Linked DNA regions of Homo sapiens: region 1 is linked to region 2. Evidence: read pairs that join two places in POLR2A ChIA-PET (ENCODE). Cell type or tissue: CD4-positive, alpha-beta T cell. All regions are shown on one strand. Each heading gives the region's core, and the rest is flanking DNA. Links, peaks and the distances in the headings are about the cores only. Region 1 overlaps CBX7 (chromobox 7). Region 2 holds the start of PDGFB (platelet derived growth factor subunit B).

Evidence for each region. Peaks named below come from ENCODE experiments on the same cell type or tissue, not always from the same donor. Only the 100,000 strongest peaks of a DNase experiment are listed, where the experiment ranks them.
Region 1: POLR2A ChIA-PET joins it to region 2 with 11 read pairs; 7 of 35 experiments call an interaction of 5 or more read pairs at or near these places.

Annotation. Positions count from the first base shown.
Region 1 is chr22:39,134,321-39,142,320 of GRCh38, forward strand. CBX7 (chromobox 7) reads right to left here. Exons shown (of 6, transcript NM_175709.5): 3 at 7,051-7,116; 4 at 4,316-4,382; 5 at 81-432. Among named protein-coding and RNA genes, the nearest start is that of CBX7, 14 kb to the right of the region's middle. RefSeq lists enhancers at 1-675, 782-1,759. In CD4-positive, alpha-beta T cell, for the core only: a CTCF peak has its summit at 1,014; a DNase peak (open chromatin) is centred at 991.
Region 2 is chr22:39,236,784-39,248,568 of GRCh38, forward strand. It overlaps PDGFB (platelet derived growth factor subunit B), which reads right to left and starts at 8,199. Exons shown (of 7, transcript NM_002608.4): 1 at 7,118-8,199. The coding sequence starts at 7,180. RefSeq lists enhancers at 1-436, 437-1,331, 4,129-4,388 and a silencer at 6,254-6,333. In CD4-positive, alpha-beta T cell, for the core only: no CTCF peak of the experiment used is centred there; DNase peaks (open chromatin) are centred at 4,128, 4,378, 5,298, 6,318 and 7 weaker places; H3K4me3 peaks cover 5,600 bases; H3K27ac peaks cover 1,238 bases; H3K27me3 peaks cover 504 bases.

The DNA of each region.
Region 1 (8,000 bases), core at 1-8,000, 100 kb before region 2:
TTGGACATTGAACCAGCTGGACCTTATGACCCATAGGGCCCTTTCCAGCTCTGAGGGTCTCTGGGCTGGGGCCGCCTTACCCTCCTCTTCAGGGGGCTGCGCAGCAGGCTCCCACTCGCCAGCCGCCTGCAGGACGTCTGGGGCCGGTGGCTCCTGCAGGAAGAGCTCCCGTCGATGGCTGTGGCTCTCCAGGTTGGGCCCGCGGGGCGGGAACTTCTTGCGCGAGAGCCGCAGGTACTTGTGGGCCTTTCGGGGCTTGCGGAGCGGGAAGGGCAGGGTGGGCACCAAGGGGCCCTTGTCCACCAGCTCAGGTGCCCCCGCCTTGACCACCCCCTCAGGGCTCCCGCTGCCGAGTGGGCACGTCAGGGAGAAGCAGAGCTTCTCCTTGCCCTTGGCCTTGTGGGAGCTCCGCAGGTCCATGCTGTACAGCCGCTGCGGGGGCAAGCCAGGGCAGCGCGGGTCAGCCCCACCCTCCCACCCGCCACACCTTTGCTCATGCTGTTCCTCCCACCCGGAATGCCCTTCCCATGCCATGTCTACCCACTCAACTCCTTCCCATGCCACGGCTGGCCATCACCCCACCCCACCCCAGCCCAGAGAGTGCGCCCCGGGCAACCCCAGGGTCGGCCAGCTCAGCCCTGCCTCTGGGCCCCACAGAGCACTCGCGTCCCAGCGTTTACTCCTTTGATACCCAGCAGAGAAGCATACAAGAAGGACAAACTGAAAACTGGCCAAGAGAAACAAATCTGGATGCATTAAGGAGTTAGCCTTCGTTTTAGGAAAGGCATCTTTGCTTGCCAGAGCACCTCCAAAACTGACACTGCCAGCTCACCCGGGAGATGGTGCAGGCAGAGGGCCAAGGTGTGCTCTTGGAGTTGCTTGGGGCAAAGCCAGGCCAGCAGCACACACAGCCCCGGATGCCCATGCTATCCAGCCAAAGGGACAGGGCTCCACCTGGCCTGCAGATGCACCCCGACCCCTCCAGGGGGCTCCTGGGCTCTGTGATTGCAGCCCGCTCTGCTGATTGCCCGCGACACATCTGGAGCTGGAGGGCAAGTCTGTCCACCCCTGGAGTTTGTAATGTCGGGATTTATCTTATTTACTTGGGGAGAATTTACATGAATCTACAAAAGATTCATGGTGCCAAGATGTTGGGAGACTCTGGATCACTGGGACAGTACCTTCTCCTGCCACCTGCTACCAGAGGTCAGGAGCTCCCAGGAAGATAGTGCAGCCATCAGATGGGACCTGTGAGGTCAAACACCTCCAAGCTGAGGGAAGGGATGACACACGCAGGTCCCACTCACAGTCGTGCCTGTTAACGGCATCACATGTCCCCAGGTGCCGGCTGCTGCAGTGATGGGAGGAGGGCTAAACTGGGAGGGGACTGGGAAAATACTGCAGTGCCTGGGAGGCACATCTGGTAGGCAGCTGACTCAAAACCCACTCCTCCCAGCGGGCTCACAGGCCATCAGAAGCCTAGTATGGGCCAGGCACAGTGGCTCACGCCTGTAATCCCAACACTTTAGGAGGCCGAGGCAGCTGGATCACCAGAGGTCAGGAGTTCAAGGCCAGCCTGGCCAACATGGCGAAACCCCATCTCTACTAAAAATACAAAAATTAGCCGGGTGTGGTGGCAGGTGCCTGTAATCCCAGCTACTTGGGAGGCTAAGGCAGGACAATCATTTGAACCCAGAAGGCAGAGCTTGCAGTGAGCAGAGATCGCACCACTGTATTCCAGCCTGGGCGACAGAGCGAGACTCTGTCTGGGAAAAAAAAAAAAAAAAAAAAAGAAGCCCAGTACATTCTACCATTCTGCAAGGCAGGGTCTTCTACGTCCTTGGCAACCTCATCACGAGAGAACTACAGCTACTAAAGGGACGCGGGTGCCAACAGTCAGGTCCTGGGTAAGCTACCGGCCTCCCTGGGCCTCAGTTTCTTTCTCAGCGAAACAATGAAGAGACTGTAGGAGCCAGCCTCCGAGGAGGGCCCCAACCACACCCACCTCCTGGAATTCACACCTATGCGCCGTCCATTCCCACACCCAGTGCTGTGTTGTGTGACTTCCCAGGCTAGGGCATAAAAGACACTGTGGCTTCTTCCCTGCTCTCTCTCTCAGGTCACCCACTCTGGGAAGCTGGTGGCTGCACTGTAAGGACACTCAAGCAACCCTCTGGAGAGGTCCACATGGTGAGGACCAGTCCCTGTCAACGTCCAGCCCTGACTCGATGGCACGTGAGCAGCCCCCTCGGAGGCAGATCCCGCAGCCCTGGTCGAGCCTGCAGATGACTGCAGCCCAGCCAACACCTTGACTGCAGCCCAGACTAGAACCACTGAAGAACCAGCTAGCACAATTCCAAATTCCTGACCCCCAGAAGCCATGTGAAATAATCAATGTTTATTGCTTTGAGTTGCCATGTTAGAGGGGAAGAGATAACGAACACACCTGCCCTGTAGGCTTAGTATGTGGATGGAGTATATTCATCTGTGAGGCACACTGGGCAGACAGCCTGGCACACAGACGTCCAGGAGATGTTACTTCCCTTCCTAGGCTCAATTCATGCCAAACCCAATGGAACATGCCCACTGCATGAAGGGAGGCCCACCCCCTCTGGCGAAAGCCTCCATGGGTTTTAATCAGGAGTGGCCAAGGACGCTTGACATGGACCACATACAAGTGGACCAAGAATCCTGACTTTCTGGCTTCCAATATCCTGCCTGGTGGGTCTTATTACATTAAGGAGAGCGGGTATTCTCTTCATACCCATTTTACAGGTGAAGAGGCTTACCTACAACCACACACAGGCAGAGCATTCCTTATCCGAAATGCTTGGAACCAGAAGTGTTTCAGACTTCGAATTTTTTTAGGATTTTGGAATATTTGCATTATATATACTAGCTGAGCATCCCCAATCCAAAAATCTGAAATTTAGACTGCTCCAATGAACACTTCCTTTGAACATCATTTTGGTGCTCAAAATGTTTTGGATTCTGGAGCATTTCAGATCTTGTTTTTCTTGTTGGGGTGGGGGGGCGGGGCGGCAGGGGACGGAGTTTCACTCTTATCACCCAGGCTGGAGTGCAATGGTATGATCTTGGCTCCCTGCAACCTCCACCTCCCGGGCTCAAGTGACTGTCCTGTCTCAGCCCCCTGAGTAGCTGGGATTACAGGTGCCCGCCACCATCCCCAGCTAATTTTTGTATTTTTAGTAGAGACAGGTTTTCACCATGTTGGCCAGGCTGGTTTTGAACTTCTGACCTCAGGTGATCCACCCGCCTCGGCCTCCCAAAGTGTTGGGATTACAGGCATGAGCCACCGCACATGGCAGCATTTTGGATTTTGGATCAGGGAGACTCAACCTGTGACTGCACTGCTCCAAGATCCACGTCCCTGTCACTGCAAAGCACTGAGGTCAGGAAAGGCCCCCAAGACCTACGACGTGGGTACTCCGGGATGCTGCAGAGACTTGGGTCCCCAACTGACTGAAGGCTGGAACAGGAGGCCCACTCAAAAATGACACACTTCTAGGGGTCTGACATTCCAAGGCTGTAGTTCTACAATTCTAAGATTCTGTTTCTGGCTGGGCGCGGTGGCTCACGCCTGTAATCCCAGCACTTTGGGAGGCCAAGCCGGGCGGATCATGAGGTCAGGAGATCGAGACCATCCTGGCCAACACGGTGAAACCCCGTCTCTGCTAAAAATACAAAAATTTAGCCAGGCGTGGTGGCGGGCGCCTGTAGTCCCAGCTACTGGGGAGGCTGAGGCAGGAGAATGGCGTGAACCCGGGAGGTGGAGCTTGCAGTGAGCCAAGATCGCGCGCCACTGCACTCCAGCCTGAGCGACAGAGCGAGACTCCGTCTCAAAAAAAAAAAAAAAAAAAAGATTCTGTTTCTTAGATTCTGAAACTCCAGCCTCTCATGTTTCCTCAATTCTCAAGTTTATGTTTCTGAGATTCTCAGTGATAATTTTGTGTTTAGGGATTCTGAGCATCGAAAGGCTCAAAGCTTTCAGGGCTTCCTTACAGCAAGATTCTAAGCTTTGAGAATTCTAGGATTCCACTGGCCATATGCCTACTCCCCCTCCCAGGTGGCACCGCCCACCCAGGCTGTCTTCCCCGGGCACCAGCCCCACACGCAGGCTTTTCCCAATTCCTCCCATCAAAACTTACCCAAGTGCCCCACCCCACAGTGCCCTGGGTGGTACAGGCGAGGGGACACAGATCAGCTCAATCAGCCAGTGCAAATGCACCAAGGGGCAGAGGGGGACTTGGGGTTGGGCAGGGGGAGAAAGGAGGCACAAAGGCAGGCTGGTTACCTGCAGCAGAAGCCGCTTGGGTTTCGGACCTCTCTTCCTATACCCCGATGCTCGGTCTCTCTCCTCCCTGGGGTGTGAAGCAGGTGGCAGAAGAAAAGGAAACACTGGTGACATCTAAGGGAAGGGAAGGCATCCGCTTCGCCCGCCCTCTGCTGTCTGTCAGGGAGGGGACACTCCCCACAGGCCTGCCCACCAATCCTCCCCATTGCCTGGCTGGGGCCATAACAACGGGGTCAGATGTTCAACTCCCAGGGCCAAGGTCTTCCCATCTGACAAACGTGGAGGGCAACTGCTGAGGGGGGACTTGCAGCATCTCCAAAAACAGTGGGTCCTTAAGGGGCTCCAGGGCCATGTGCGGGCTCTGCTCTACGTGCTCCTAAGGACCCCCTAAAAACGTGGCTCAGTTTTTCCTCCTAGGGGAGTGATACAGAAGCCTGTCAATCCAATTTACCTTGAATGTCCCAGGAGAGCTGATGGGAATGGCTAGTCCCTCTGCAAGTAAAGCTCTGCACAGACTCCCCCGAATTTGGGATCTCTGTGAACCTGGGAGAGCGGACCGGCTCCTACCCTGTCTGTCCCATCTTGTCGGGGGACAGGATGAAAACCAGCCTGTTCTGAGTGCCCAGCAGATGCCTTCCCATGTATCAAAAACACAAAGCACAACTCAGGCCGGGTGCGGTGGCTCACGCCTGTAATCCCAGCAGTTTGGGAGGCTGAGGTGGGTGGATCACTTAAGCTCAGGAGTTTGAGACCAGCCTGGGTGACATGGCAAAACCCCATTTACCAGCCAGGCACGGTGGCTCACGCCCGTAATCCCAGCACTTTGGGAGGCTGAGGCGGGCAGATTACAAGGTCAGGAGATCGAGACCATCCAGGCTAACACAGTGAAACCCTGTCTCTACTAAAAATACAAAAAAATTAGCCGGGCATGGTGGCGGGCACCTGTAGTCCCAGCTACTCGGGAGGCTGAGGCAGGAGAATGGTGTGAACCTGGGAGGCGGAGCTTGCAGTGAGCCGAGATCGCGCCACTGCACTCCAGCCTGGGCAACAGAGCGAGACTCCATCTCAAAAAAAAAAAAAAAAAAAGAAAGAAAGAAAAAGAAAAAAAAACAAACAAAAAACCCCATTTACCAAAAATACAAAAATTAGCCAGGCACGGTGGCATACACCTGTAGTCCCAACTATTCAGGAGGCTGAGGCAGGAGAATTGCTTGAGCCTGGGAGGCAGAGGTTGTAGTGAGCCAAGATCGCACCACTGCACTCCAGCCTGGGAGACAGGGTGAGACCCTGTCTCAAAAAACAAAAAAAAGCACAACTTGACAATGCCACGAAGCTACACATGACACATAAGACAACACAACCAGAGACTCCAAACAACTGCCAAAAGTAATGAGGAGATTCAGTCATTTCATCCTGCCTCCCACTTCAGTTCTTTCCATCCACACTCTCTGCAGCCCCCAGTACAGAGGTCACGTGGACAACAGAAAGAATGTGGAGGCCTCGTGTGACCTTGGGCCAGGCTCTTACTCTGAGCTTAGCACATACCAATGAACCCCACGGCACCTATTGCAAATGTCTGACCATCCACTGAGCATCCATCCCCAGCAGGACACCAACGGACCAAAGGGAAAGTGTCCCTGGTGGAGGACTAGAATCCGGGCCTTTGATACCTGTCCACTGCTCTCCTTACCACGCTCCATGGGATTCCCAAGTGTCGCACCCTGTTGGACCAAGGCCCCACCACACACCTGGGAGGCAGAAAGAAACCCTGGGATGGGGACACCCTGATTTTAAAAGGAAAGAACAATAAAATTTGTCTTTTGAATCCATGGCAGGAAATCTCCTGGAGAAGGAGCCAGAAGAACCCAGCAGCGAGGGGCAGTGGAAAAGCCCCCACCTGGAGGTGGCAGCCCTGGCCAGGTCCTTGCTCTGGGCTCCAGGTAAGAGCCTCAGTTTCCTTCTCTGTCAAACAAAACCCTCATTCCTGCCTCAGGAGGTTGCCATAGGGGCCAAATACAAATGATTTTGTGAAATGGTCCCAAGCCGCACAAGGCAGGCGGGCTGGGAGAGGCAGGGGACCTGGGCTGCCTGCTGGTGGGGGGGGCGGCCAGAGAGGGCACACAGAACTGTTAGGGTGTGCCCAGCTTCCCTGAGGGGCCCTGGCAGAGGTGGGAGACTGTGCCTGGGCCACTTGGACAGGAGGTGGCAGGGGGACAGGCCAGAACTCAGAAATCCCAGCCCCAAAGCCCACGCTCCTGCCCAGCCTTCCTTGAGCTTCGTCAGACACTCCTTCCTGCCCTAAGAGGTCCTCTAGAGACACCGTCTCTGATCTGTCACCCCCGCACAACTGGCAGTGCCGCCTCCTAGCACACAGGGCATCTTTGTGAAGCATTTTAACATTCTTCACTGGAACAGAAACCTCTTACGGCCCCTCTGAGGTTTCACCCTGGGAAATGGGTGTACTCTTCAGGGTGGCCCATTTGACAGCAGAGAGACTGAGGCCCGGGTGGGTAAAGGAAGTGACCGAGATCACCCAACAACAGGAAAGGGCCCCAGGGTCCTCAGCTGCCCTGGGACTCAGTGCCCACCATTTTCACCCAGCTGCAGGCTGGGCTGGCCTGCCCCATCGGACACCCCTGCCCTGCCCCAACAACCCCTGCCAAGCCAGCAGCAGGCTCCTGGGAAGCCTCTGAGCCGGCCCTAAGCCCCACCCGGCGGTGCCGAGGACACCGTACTTCTCCTCGTAGGCCATGACGAGGCGGGGGTCCAAGATGTGCTCTTCTGGCTCCCACGTGCTGTACCTGGGGAGAGGAATGAAAGGTCAGAGTTGGGGCTGGGCGCGGTGGCTCATGCCTGTAATCCCAGCACTTTGGGAGGCCGAGGCGGGCAAATCACCTGAGGTCAGGAGTTCAAGACCAGCCTGGCCAACATGGCAAAACCCCATCTCTACTAAAAATACAAAAATTAGCCGGGCGTGGTGGTGCATGCCTGTAATCCCAGCTACTCAGGAGGCTGAGACAGGAGAATTGCTTGAACCCAAGAGGCAGACGTTGCAGTGAGCCAAGATGACACCATTGCACTCCAGCCTGGGTGACAGAGTAAGACTCTAAAAAAAAAAAAAAAAGGTCAGAGCCATCGCTTCTACTGGGCAGGTGCACCAGCAGAGGCCACTGCTGCTGACCCAGTGCCCACTGCAAGTGTGCCTTCACCCTGTCCTGGTAAGGTGTCATTGTCACCTACTTCAAGGACAGACCCAGCCTGGGCCTCCTGAGGGCTCCAGCAACACCAGAGTTGTCCTGGTTCATATCACTCTACAATGTGACTGGGTCCAACTCCTTGTTAGACTCCACAATCACTAGAGACCCTCGGGTGCCAGGAGGAGAGAGGGCGCCTGTAAGCCCCACACCAGGCAAGAGAGGATGAAAAGGAGCCAGGGCTCTGGGGACAGGCTCACGGCCTGGGTTCAAGTCCATCTCTGCCCCTAGCTAGCTGTGCGACCTTGAGCAACTTCCTGAACAGCTCTGTGCCTCAATGTCCCCCTCTGTAAAGGACTCTTGTGCTGATGAGATGTGTATTCCAAGTGTTTAGAGGGTGTTACAAGAGTAACAGCGTGCCTGATGTGTCGTCAGCGCACTGTGTTTGCTGCTGTTGCTGTTCCTCCCCGCCCTCCAAACCCCATCCCCAT
Region 2 (11,785 bases), core at 2,062-10,061:
CCAGCCACTGAGAAGCAAAGAAAATTCCTAAGATGTCGCTGCACGTTCAAAGGCTGGAACCGGACTTCCACGTGTGCAAACACACACGTGCAGGCACAGGCACTCGGGCTGCACGGTCTGGACAGACAGTCCTGGAGAGGGCATCAATAGGCTTGGCACATTACTATAGAACCTTGGGTTAAACTATTTTCTGCCTCAGTTTCCCTGGATTAAGAAGGGAGGACTTCCCTTCTTGGTTCGCTCCACATTCCCGGAGCCGAAGGTCGGGGGGCTCAGAGGGGGTCGGTGCAGGCTACCTTCACAAAAGGGATGCTGCTTTCTCGCTGCCTGACGGCGGAGGGGGAGCGAGGGAGAGGAGAAGAGGTCGTCTCAGCCCTGTGGCCAGCCTCAGGGGGCTCTCCCCGAAAGCTCTGTTTCCTCCAGCTTATCATGAGGTCTAGCAACACCTCCAGGGGTTCATCCATGACCAACTCTGGCCACCCACATCGATCCAGGAGCCAGAAGACTCAGGGCGGGGGGTGGGGGTGACCACTTTTAAAGCTACATCATTCCCTGAAACCCCTGAGTCTCCATGTCTTTGTTTGAACATGGAGCTTACAACTCCGCCCAATGTCTAAGGGCTGCTGGGCAACTTGAGGAAAAAAAGGTGGCAGGGCTTGGCTGAGAACTAGGGTCTTTCCTTCAATATCCGGGCAGCCAGGGGCTGCACGTGCAAGACAGAGGAGGGTATGGGCCCCGCTGCCCCTCACTTTCGGCCCCATCTCCTCCGGGCTCTGCCTCCTCCCGCCCTCAAGCAAGTTCATTCTTTCCACCTCAGAAGAGAGACCACGCCTCCGGTGCTCTCCAAATGTTGACAAAGTACCCAACCCACAGAACAGAGGGCTTGGTCTCCAGTGAACACCAGCGAAAGCCGCTTCCCCTGAGAGTTCTGTCAAACCCAGAACTGGCAGGCCAGAGAGCTGAATCCCACGCCTTTGGACCAACTGCCGTGTGACCTCGGCTGGTCACTGCCCCTATGGTCCTGGCTCTCATCTGTGAATCGAGGGGCTTGAAGAACATTCGATTCAATTCTAATTCTGCCAGGAGGCGTTAGAAGGGGCAGAGAAAACGCCAAAGCCGGGTGCCTAGCCAGGCCTCCCTGGATCACTGGCAGAAGGAGAACAAGAAGCGTTTGTGGAGTAAAGATTCAATTAACCCCCCAGGGGAGGGGCCCAAAGGCCTAGTAGCAAATGGCATTTAGTGCTTGTGCCAAGATCTCCCTGCCCACTGGAGAGCCGGCTGCAGCTGCCAGCCACGGCAGAGGAGGCAGACCCCTGAACAGGCCGAGTGGACACCCCAGATCCAGGCCCACGACACATAGGAGATGCCCCTCCAAGGCTGAGTGTGAAAGAGCCCAGGATAGGGTCTGAGGAGGAGAGAGAGGCACATAGTAGGTCCTCGGTAAATACTGGTCAAATGCATGAAGGAGTCTACCATTTTCCAGGTTCTGTCCAGTATGATTCTTCTGCCTCCTCCACCAGGAGGGCCACCTGGGATATTCTTCCCCAACCCTAGGCAAATGAGCAACTAGAGTCCCTTTTAATCTGAGCAGGGAGACCGTCCCTGAAGATGCTTTTGGTAATGTGGCCACTAGATGCCCAGAACTACCCATAAGCCCCCGGATTTGGTAATAATACCACAACTAACATCTATGAATGCCAGCTACAAGCCACACGCTGAGAAAAACACCGTATAAACTACCAATCCTAAGAGGCTGGCAGTATTTGTATCCCCATCCTCCAGATGAGAACACTGAAGCTTAGAAAAAATTAAACAAGCAGCAACAGGTCCAGACAATTAGCAAGTGGCAGAGCTGGGTCGTTCCCAGGCTCCAGACTGCCCACCTGTTCCAGCCCACCATGGGGCGTCTCAGCCTCCCTCTCCTGTGTTCTAAGGCCACTGGCCCTCAGCATCACACAAGGTTCGTGTTGGCTCTTTACTCTGCAGCATGTCCCACGTCAGAGGCTCTCAACCAGGGCCCAGTGGGCCCCCAGGGGACAGTGGCAATGTATGAAGGCATCGCTGGTGGCCACAACTTGGGGTGTGCACTGCATCTTAAGTTGGGGGAGGCCGGGGATGCCGCTCACCACCCTTCAGGGCACAGGACGGCCTTCCCAAACATCAGGAGTGCAGAGGCTGAGAAACCCTGTAGCGGAGGAAAGAGCAAGGGCTCCAGATGCCAGGGCAACCTGGATTCTTGGAATCTTGTCACAATCTAAAACCTCGGCTTCTGCATCTTTTAAATGGGGCTAATAATACCTCGCCCGGGGTTACTGGGAGGCATAATTGCACAGAGCAGAGCTGCCAGCAGATAATGGGAGCTTAATGAGTTGTCACTGTCATCATCATTAATTCTTTCCGGATGGCTCCTTTGTGGGCAGCAGCGAGTGGCACACGTGCTCAGGGCCAGCAGCACAGGACATTTTTGAGGATGACAAGGAGTGGGTGGAGAGCTGCCTGCCCATGAAAGAGTGCGTGACTTTGCATTATCCCTTGTGCTGGGCCACAGGAAATGGTACCCTACCTCCACACTGGCAGAGCCTGGGCCGTGTGGGCTTACAAGGCCCTTCCGGGGCTGGGGGTGGGTGAGGGTGGGGGGACACTCAGCACGTGCTCAGCTCCAGGATGCAATGCTCTGGGGATGACGAGCATGAGCACCTGTTGGGAGTCACAGGCTCTTCTTGGTATGGGAAGGTGAGCCGCCCGGAGCCTGGTTTTCCTGGGCACAGGTTCCGCAGGCCTCCAGGTGGACAGCTCACTTCAGAGATGGGAAAGGAGGCCTGGCACCCTGAAGAAGCTGTCCCAAGATCTCAGGCCCGGGGTTTCTGGCAGAGTGAGGGCGTGGCGAGGAGGCAGCTGGGGCAAAGCCAGCCGTGGGAGCCAAGGTAAACAGCCTCCTCCGACCCCGCCCCCAGCGCCAGCTGCAGCAGGTAGGAAGGGCACGAGCGAGCGTGAGGCCAGGTGAGTGATCTGCTCCCAACCAGGCTGGCAGATCAAAGGGGCTTGAACCCCACCCTCCTCCTGGGCCCAGCACACACACACAGATACACACTCCCCGGCCCGCCTGCCATTCCCACCAAGGGACACACAGGCCCAAGCAACCAGGGGCGTTGTCTGTGGCTGGCAGAGGAAGAAGCTGATGAGGCCTCCCAGAGCCTGCCTGCCTGAGAGTCGCAGGCCTTATTTAGATCGAATGCCAAAGCCAACCAACCCCTTTGAAGAAGCCCTCTCGGGGCAAACCACAGAAGCCATTAGAACCAGTGTTTCCCACCTAGCATTCCCCTTCTTTATTGCTCTTGGGACCCTCCCGCTCAGCCTCTGCTCCTTCACGTGGGCCCAGAACCCTGGCCTCCCCACCTCTTGCAGGAGCAGAGGAAAATTAAAGCAGGAAGAGAGGAACCAGTCCAGCCATTTATAATACTGGCAACCACGGCAATCACTGCCCATCCCCATCCCAGCCAGGGGACGGGGCCAGGGGATTCTGCCATTCTTTGGGAACTCTGCACTAATCCAATCTTCTCTCTCTCTTTTTTTTTTTAGGTGGCAGAAACTTAGCCCCAGCTAAAGATACACAGAACCTTTGCAGTCTGATTTTCTTTCTGTTTCTTCTCCTCTGTCCTGTCTAATCCTGGTAGCCCAAGTCCCAAGACAGAGGAGAGACAGACATGCTTCTCTCTCAAGATGGGGGGCTTTGAAAGACTGATGCCTACCAGAGGGCTGAAAAGGGGGGCTGCCCTCGGAGCAGAGCAAAGCGAGGACTCAGTGGGGCCATGGAGCAACAGGGGGCCAGGTCCTGCCCTCCCCACCAACCCAGCACTAACTGTTCTTTGCACTAATAGTTACTGATTGTCCACAGGGCTCTGGGCACTGTTCTAAAAGTGGGGACCAGGAGGAAAGCTCTCTAATGGGGTTGACACTCCAGTAGAGAAAGCAGGTAATAAACAATGAAATAAACCAGAACATAGGAAGAGTTGTCACAGAAGAGGCTCCTCAATGTGGGGAGGGGAAGACAAGACGTGGAGAGGTACTTACGAGGCCCATGATAAACATCTCACCATTCCTGCTCAGTCAGTCTCTCTCTCTCTCTCTCTCAGATGCGCACACACACACACACACACACTCTCTCTCTCTCTCTCTTCCTGGCTCTTGCACCAGATCCTCCAAATTCTGTTTGACCTGCCCTTGCACACCTCCAGGGCTCTGGGATTCCAGCAGTTGGTCTCCTGCCCCCTAGGGCCATTAGCAAAGCCAGAGGAAGCTGGATGGCAAAGGGCAGTGGGGCCCTTCACTCTTTCCCGGAAGAAGTGTGCTGAGGCCAGACGCGTCACGTGACAGTGGGACTCGCCCTCCTGGAAGCCAGCTCAGCTGGTGGAGATGGCACCTCAGAGGCCTCGGCAGGCCCTCCACCCAGCCCTGCCTCACGGCTGCCTGCCGTCTGCTGAAAGATTAGTCCGAGCACGACCAGGACGTGGACAGCTCCAAGGCCACCTCCACCAGCAGGCCTGCCCTGACTCTCCCAGCACTGGCCATTACAGCTCCTTCCTGGACTGACCCCTGCGTGGTTCCATCCCCATGCAGGTCCCCTCCCCCAGGGCCAGCCTGAGGCTCACTCAGGCTTAGCAGCAAAGTGCTTCATAAACTGCAAAGTGCCACATACATCGCGCCTGTGGCCATGTGTTCAAGAATGCTGTGACTAAAGTGAGGAGAAAGGCAGTTTCTGTGCCACAGCCTCCACCCCAGATACACGAGCCCGTGGAGCTGTGGGAAAGAAGGAGGAGGTGCTGGACGAAGCTGGAAATGGTAAGGGGAGGCTGGGGAAACATCCAGCTGTCAGCGGCCTCCCCGGGGCACGCTGGGATCAGCCAAGAGAATGCAACAGCCAGGGGTGGGAGCCCCCTCCGCGGTTGCACACGCCAGGTCCCTCCAGTCTTGCAGGTTCAAATGAAGGCTTATGTGAAGGGGGAATCGCTCTGGACAGCTCAGTGCCCCTCAGAGTCACATCACCACCATTTTCCACCACGCGGAGGTGGTTGAAAAAAAGGAGTCACAGATGGGTAAGGTTTGAGGGGCGTCGGGCTGACGAGGCAAAAAAAAAAGTAGGTGCTGTGGTGCTGATGGGAGGTTCTCCCTCCCTCACAGGACGCCAGGAAGGAAATGGGGCCGCTACAGAGGTGGTGAGGTGCCAGGGCCCACGGAGGGCCCACCTGTTGCGCGGGGGCGAGCACCAGGCGCTGGGTGCACGGGGGCCCGTGCGTGCCTGTGTACGTGCGTGGGTGTGCGCGCACGTGTGCTCAGGCCGCGCGTGCAGGGGCCGTGCGTGCGTTTGTGTGCGGTGCGCGCGCGTGTGTCCCGCGTGTGCACGGGCGTGGCAGAGGCGGGCGCGCGACCTGGCCGCGGTAGTGCGTGCCCGTCGCTCTGCGCGCCCGCCCGCCGGAGCGCAGCATCGCCTCCGGCCAGGAGTGTGCATGCGTGGGGTGAGTGAGCGAGTCGGGGGCCCGGGCGGGGTGGGCTGCGGAGAGCAGCCACGGGGCGCCGCCGTTCCCAGGACGCCCTGGCACCGGGCCCAGCCCCCAGGTCCCACGGCGAGGCGAGGCGGCAGCTGGGGCCGGCCGGCCACCCCCTCCCCAACAGCTGGCCGCGGCCCGGGGGGCTGCGGGAGAGGCGGAGAGGGGGCGTCGGGAGGGGCCTGAAGGCGGCCCGGCCGAGCCCCGCGTCCTCCCTCCCGGGTGCGGGCCGCGGGGGGCGGCCGCGGAAGGGCGGGGCCCCCGGGCGGGCGGCCTGCGGCCCTCGAGGAGCCCCGAGAACAAAAGGAGACGGCGACGGCTCCTCCGTGGTCAAAACAACCTGCGCTGGCGGCAGCCCAAGGCCGGGCCGCGGCCTCCGAGCCCTCCGCCTTAACCCCTTCGCCGCCGCTGCCTCCTTCCTGCGCCTGGCTGGAGGCCGCAGGGGCCGACCCTCCCCGGGAGCCGGCGAGGTGCGGGCGAGGTGCGGACTCCCGGCCGCAGCCGGGCGGAGGTGGGACGGTACCCAGTCACGCCGCGCTCCCGGCTGCCCTCTCCTCCCCTCCACCGCGCGCGTCGTCCTGCCCCGCCCCCTTTCCCACCTGGATTCCGGGTAGACTTGCCAACTCACGGCTACGTGAGGCTGGGAGGGGTGGGGACGGCTCCGACCCCAGCGCTCCCTCAGATGTTTTTATACCCCATCTCCCGTGCAGCTAGGCTTTTGCAGGCGGCGCGCTCCGCACCCTGCATGCGGGGGAGAGAGGTGCTTCCTCCTGCAGGGCGCGGGCACAGGTACGGCAAGGCCTCAGGCACACAGCGCCCCGGGGGCTGGATTCCTTCAGAGCCCCTAGTCCTCCCCCTACCCGAGTGCCCGAAACCTACCTGCGTCTCTATCTTTCTCTCCCTCTCTCTCTCCGTCTCTCTCTCCGTCTCTCTCTCTCTCTCTCTCTTTCTCTCTCTCTCTCTCTCTCTCCCTGTTACTCCCACCCCAAACCCCGCGCCCGAGACACAAGCTGCTTCCAGACCGTGCTCTGGGGCCGGGCATGCCCTGCGCGTGCCGGAGGGCGTCCACCCGGACCCCGACCGGGAGCCAGGGTGGGACCCGAGCCCCGTCAAAGGTCGGCGTGGATGGCACCGGTGCGCAAGCTTGCACCTCCTGGGCAAGCCGATGGCAGGACAGAGCCTAAGCCGAGGCTGGCGCCGAAGTGGGCTCGGGAGGACGCGCTGCCTTCTGCACCCTGGGCACCACCCCACCCCCTCTCCCCCGGCCGGGAAGGGGCTTGTTCTCGGGTTCCCAAAGGGTGGGGGACAGGGCCACACACACCCTCCCCCGACACGGAACGGCTTAGGGAGCCAGATTCGCCCGCCGGTTGGAAAGAAAGCCACCGCTGTTGCCTTCCCTTAGAGCCTGTCACCCCCGGACCTCGCTCCCAGCCCGAAGAGGTCACCCAGCGCCCGGCGTCAGGCTCGCGGGCTGCAAGGGTCCAAAGTTCACTGCAGGGAGAGGAGGGGGCGGTCAGAAGGGGGGGGCGAAGGTAATGAATGAAGAACCAGCCCCAGCCGCCGTGGCAACTCACCTCGGCGCTGACCAGACGCAGGTAGCAGCAGAGAGACAGGAAGAGCGCCCAGCAGCGATTCATGCCGACTCCGGGCCCGGCCCCGCGGGGCCCCGGACGCGTAGATCGAGCGCGCCGCCCCCGCGGCCAGGGTGGGGGGCTGGGGAGGGGGGTGGGCTCGGCTCGGGTCCGCGGCGATCAGGCGCTCAGGCCTCTGCAGCCGCGGCTCACCCGCATGGCCCCCGGGCGCCGCCGCCCCCGGCCCCGGCTCCGTCGCTGGGGGGCAGGGGAGGACCTGGGCGCAGGACCTGGGTCCGAGGCCGCTACCTGGGCGGATCCCGAGCCCGAGTGAGCATCCACGGCCGGGGGGCTGCGTCGCGAACCAGCCGAGGCGTCTAGCCGTGTGGGGGCGCCCAGGGGACTCCAACCTCCAAGAGGAAAAGGAACACGGCAGTCGATGGTTCGTCTTCACTCGCCGGCTACAGGCGTTTTCCTCTGCCCGCCGGCTTAGCTTTTTTGCAACATTTTCTGGAAAGGCCCCCAAAATCGGAAAGCGCGGAGCTGGGCACCTCAAGGCCCAAGTCTCCCCCAAAAAACTTTTTCCAAAGTTGGCTTTGCAACGGCAGCTCGAGCACCCGGGCAGGGAGAGGTGCAAACTCCCGCCCGGGCCGGGTAGGGGGGCGGGAGCGTGTGCGCCCTGGCGCGGGGCCCGGGCGGCGGGCACGGCTGCTCCGCGCGCGCGGCGTGCCCGCTGCGCGCTCGGCTGGGCCCGGCCGACAGGTGGACGCGGCGCGAGTCCGTCGGTCCGTCTGCCCGCCCGCTCGCCGCTCTGGGCGTCCTCTGCGGGCTGCGGGCTGCGAGCTGCGAGCTGCGAGCTGCGGCTGCTCCGGTTTTCTCTTTGCAGCGAGGCTGGAGGGTGGGCTTTTTTTTTTTTTTTTCCTTTTTGCGCGCGTATGTATGTGTGTGCGCGCAAAGTATCTCTATCTAGGGAATGAAAAATGGGCGCTGGCGGCCGGAGGGGAGCCCTAGGGAGGCAGCGGGGGAGGCTGCGGGTGCGCAGGGAGGCAGGCAGGCCGCTCCCGGCTGCAGGAGGAGAAGTTGCCACCCTTTCAGCTGTTCCGGCCTTTATAAAGGAGAAGGGAGAGTGCGAGAGGTGGGTGGAGACAGCCTTTCCTCTTCTGGCCCGGAGTCAGCGCCAGGAGGGGGGGGACGCGGGAGCTGGGGGAGGGCTTGGGGCCAGGGCGGGGCGCTTAGGGGGTCTCTGAGAGCCGAGCAACCCTTCAGTCCATGAATCTGGCCCTGGGGAAAAAAGAACTAGGGGTGACCCACCGTCCCGCCCCTCAGCACAGTGACCATGGACAGGTTAGGAGCCCACGTGGTCTAGGGGGATGTCTCCAGAGCCAAGGCCAGGAGTCCACGCTCCCCTCCAGGACCAGACATTTCCACCCTGGCACAGGCATGGCAGGGAGGGACTCAGGCTCTGCAGTCTGAGAGCCTGAATTCAGATCCTGCCCTGGCACTCGGGAGCTTGGGTCACCTTGGGCAAGTCACTTCCCTCTGTCCCCTCCATCTAGCCTCAACCTGGAGATGGGGCTATTGTAAGGACTCAGTGTTAGCAAGGGAAGACACCGCAAGGTGAACCCACAGAACCCGGCAGCCAGCGCCCTTCAGCTGCAAGCTGGGTCCGAGTCTCCTCCTCCTAGCTGGTTGCCTGGCACAACAGGCCCTGCCAGCGTTGGCTGAATTTGAATTTGTTGAACTGCAAAGTCACACAAACCCCCACAGCCCTGCAGCATCTTCGCAGGGCTACCAACATGATCTTCCCGTCAGTCACCCTGCTGTTTACTATCTCCCTCAGCCCCCGGGTTCGAGGCCCAGAGCCCACCCACCCACAACCAGCCTTCACACAGTTAACGCCTTCTGCCCCCAGTCAGGGAGCTGCTGTGTCCCTGCCTTCAGCAGTCACACTGTCTCAGTCACAGTCACACGTACTCACACTGGGCCCAGCACCCCCCTCGGGACACGCAGGCTCCTGCATCACCCAGCCTCCCGGCTTTGAGGCACCCTCATCTCCTCCGCTTGCACTGTCTCTGTTATCCGCCCTTCCCTTTGGGATGTCAGCCTGCTTCTCACAGAGGAGCACACTGAGAGAGTCACACCTGCTCTCTCTTCATAGACTGTCTTCTTGGACCTGGACAGGGTGGAACAGAGGAGGAAGGACATCTCAGGTGGTCTTTACAGACCACTGCAGGCACCCACCCACTGCTGCCTACCACCCAGCAGCGTGGCACAGTGGCAGAGACACAGCCTGAAGACACATCACCTTGGTCCAAATCCTGGAGTGGCCACTTGCTGGACAAGTGTCTGCAGGAAGGTTTTTTAACCTCTCAGTACCTCGGTTTCCTCCTTTATAAACTGGAGATGAATTTATAAACTGGAGCTGGGTGTGGTAACAAGCTCCTGTAGTCCCAGCTACTCAGGAGACTGTGGATCGTTTTGAGCCCAGGAGTTTGAGGCTGCAGTGAGTTGTGACTGTGCCACTGCACTCCAGCCTGGGCAACAGAGCAAGACCCTATCTCTAAAGAAATAAAAATAAATCTATAATGGGAAGGAGTGAGAGAGAACAGAGAGGCATGGCAAAATTTTAGTGGTGATGGAAATGTTTGTCATTTTTGATTGTGGTGATGGGCTTATGGGTGTATACGTACATCACAACAAAATGTGTGCAGTTTGTTGTACCTCAGTGCAGTTGTAGAGAATTTTTACCCTGCTCCTGGAGTGGTCTGGAGGCTCCCATGAGGTCCTCCATGTGGAGGCGCTCAGCAAAACACCTTAGCAGGAAGCAAGCGCCTGGAACCTTCCATGCAGCCTTCAAGTTCACTGGTGGCCCCGCACTGCTCCAGGCACTGGGGAGACAGGTGTGAACCAGCCTAATGCAGGCCCCTGCCTTTGAAGAGCCCCATTGAGAAGGACAACCAGATGTATAAACAGATAAATTAGGAGACAGGGTGACAAGGGAGATGGGGCAGCGGGACGAGGAGATAACCCCCAAACACTAGATTTGAAGTCTAACGACTCAGAGATAAAAACCCTCTTCCACCGGACAGCTGGGTCATTTGACCTTGACCTTCTGTGTCTTCTATAAATAGAATGGTAACAACTACCATGATTAGTGAGCTGACTATGTGGTAGCTAGTGTTTTTCTTACTCTACCTGTAGCCTCTCCATGCTCCTGTGAGATGTGTTATTCCTATCTTACAGATGGGGAAATGGAAGCACAGAGAGGCCAATACACTTGTTCAAGGTCACACAGCCCGTAAGTGGTAAGGCCAGGACTTGAATCTGAGCAGTCCAGCTACAGAGCCCACATGCTGAGACCACCGTGCTGTGCAATTTTCTGGCAGGTGATGCTGATGACAATGATGACACTTTTGACACAGCGCTTTGGTGAGCGCCACATGCATTAATATGTGGGAACCTGCTCTGCCAGCTAAAAAGTGATGGACCCATATGAACTCTGACTTAGGTACAAGTTGAGGGAGAGGGAAGGCTACTCAGAGCAGCATCGTAGAACGCCTACTGTTTGCAGACCCTGTGTGAAGCGCTGAGAAATGGAATGAGGAAGGAGTCCCAGCCTCGGCACTCAGGGACTTCCCATGCTCTCAGTGAGATAGACCCAAATCATTGCAGTGCAGGTGCCAGTACATGGGTTAGAAGTGGCAGAAGAGGGCCCAGCAGACACCTGGGCCTGAATGCTACGTGACACCTGCGTGACACCTGGGCCTGAATGTTGTGCTAAGGGCTCCTTTCTTGTACCTTCTCTGTGCAGAGGAACAGTCTGTAAAGAACACCTCCCCAGGCACGGTGGCTCACCCCTGTATTCCCAGCAATTTGGGAGGCTGAGGCCAGAGGATCATGTGCAGCCAGGAGTTCGAGACCAGCCTCAGCAACATAGCGAGATCCCATCTCTTAAAAAAAATTACCAAAAAAAAAAAAAAAAAAAAAAAAAAATATATATATATATATATATATATATATATATATATATATATATATATATCTGAGTGTGGCCCCAGCTACTCAGGAGGCTGAGTCAGGAGGGAGAATCCCCTGAGCCCAGGAGTTCAAGACTGCAGTGAGCCATCTCAGAGACGGGGTCTCGGTCTGTCGCCGAGGCTGGAGTGCCGTGGTGCGATCTCTTCTCACTGCAACCTCTGCCTCCCAGGTTCAAGCGATTCTCCTGCCTCAGCCTCCCGAGTAGCTGAGACCACAGGCGCCTGCCACCATGCCCAGCTAATTTTTGTATTTTTAGTAGAGACGGTTTCACCATGTTGACCAGGGTGCTCTCGATCTCCTGACCTCAAGTGATCTGCCCCACTCAGCCTCCCGAAGTGCTGGGATTACAGGCATGAACCACCACACCCAGCCTAAAAATTTTTTTTTAATAACACCTGATCGTCTGCCTCCTGCCAGGCTGGGTGTAGCAGGCACCTCCTCCAGAAGGCCCACCAGGCTTGGCACTTGTTCCAGGCTCCACAGCATGCACACCTGGCATCGTCATGGCCTGATCATCAATCTAGCACTAGACTGAGTCCAGAGTGTTCAAGGGCCTCCTGCCAGCTCCTAGCATACAGTGGCTGCTCAGGAAGTGCCGCTCGCTGAAGGAATGAATAAATGATTAAAATCCTG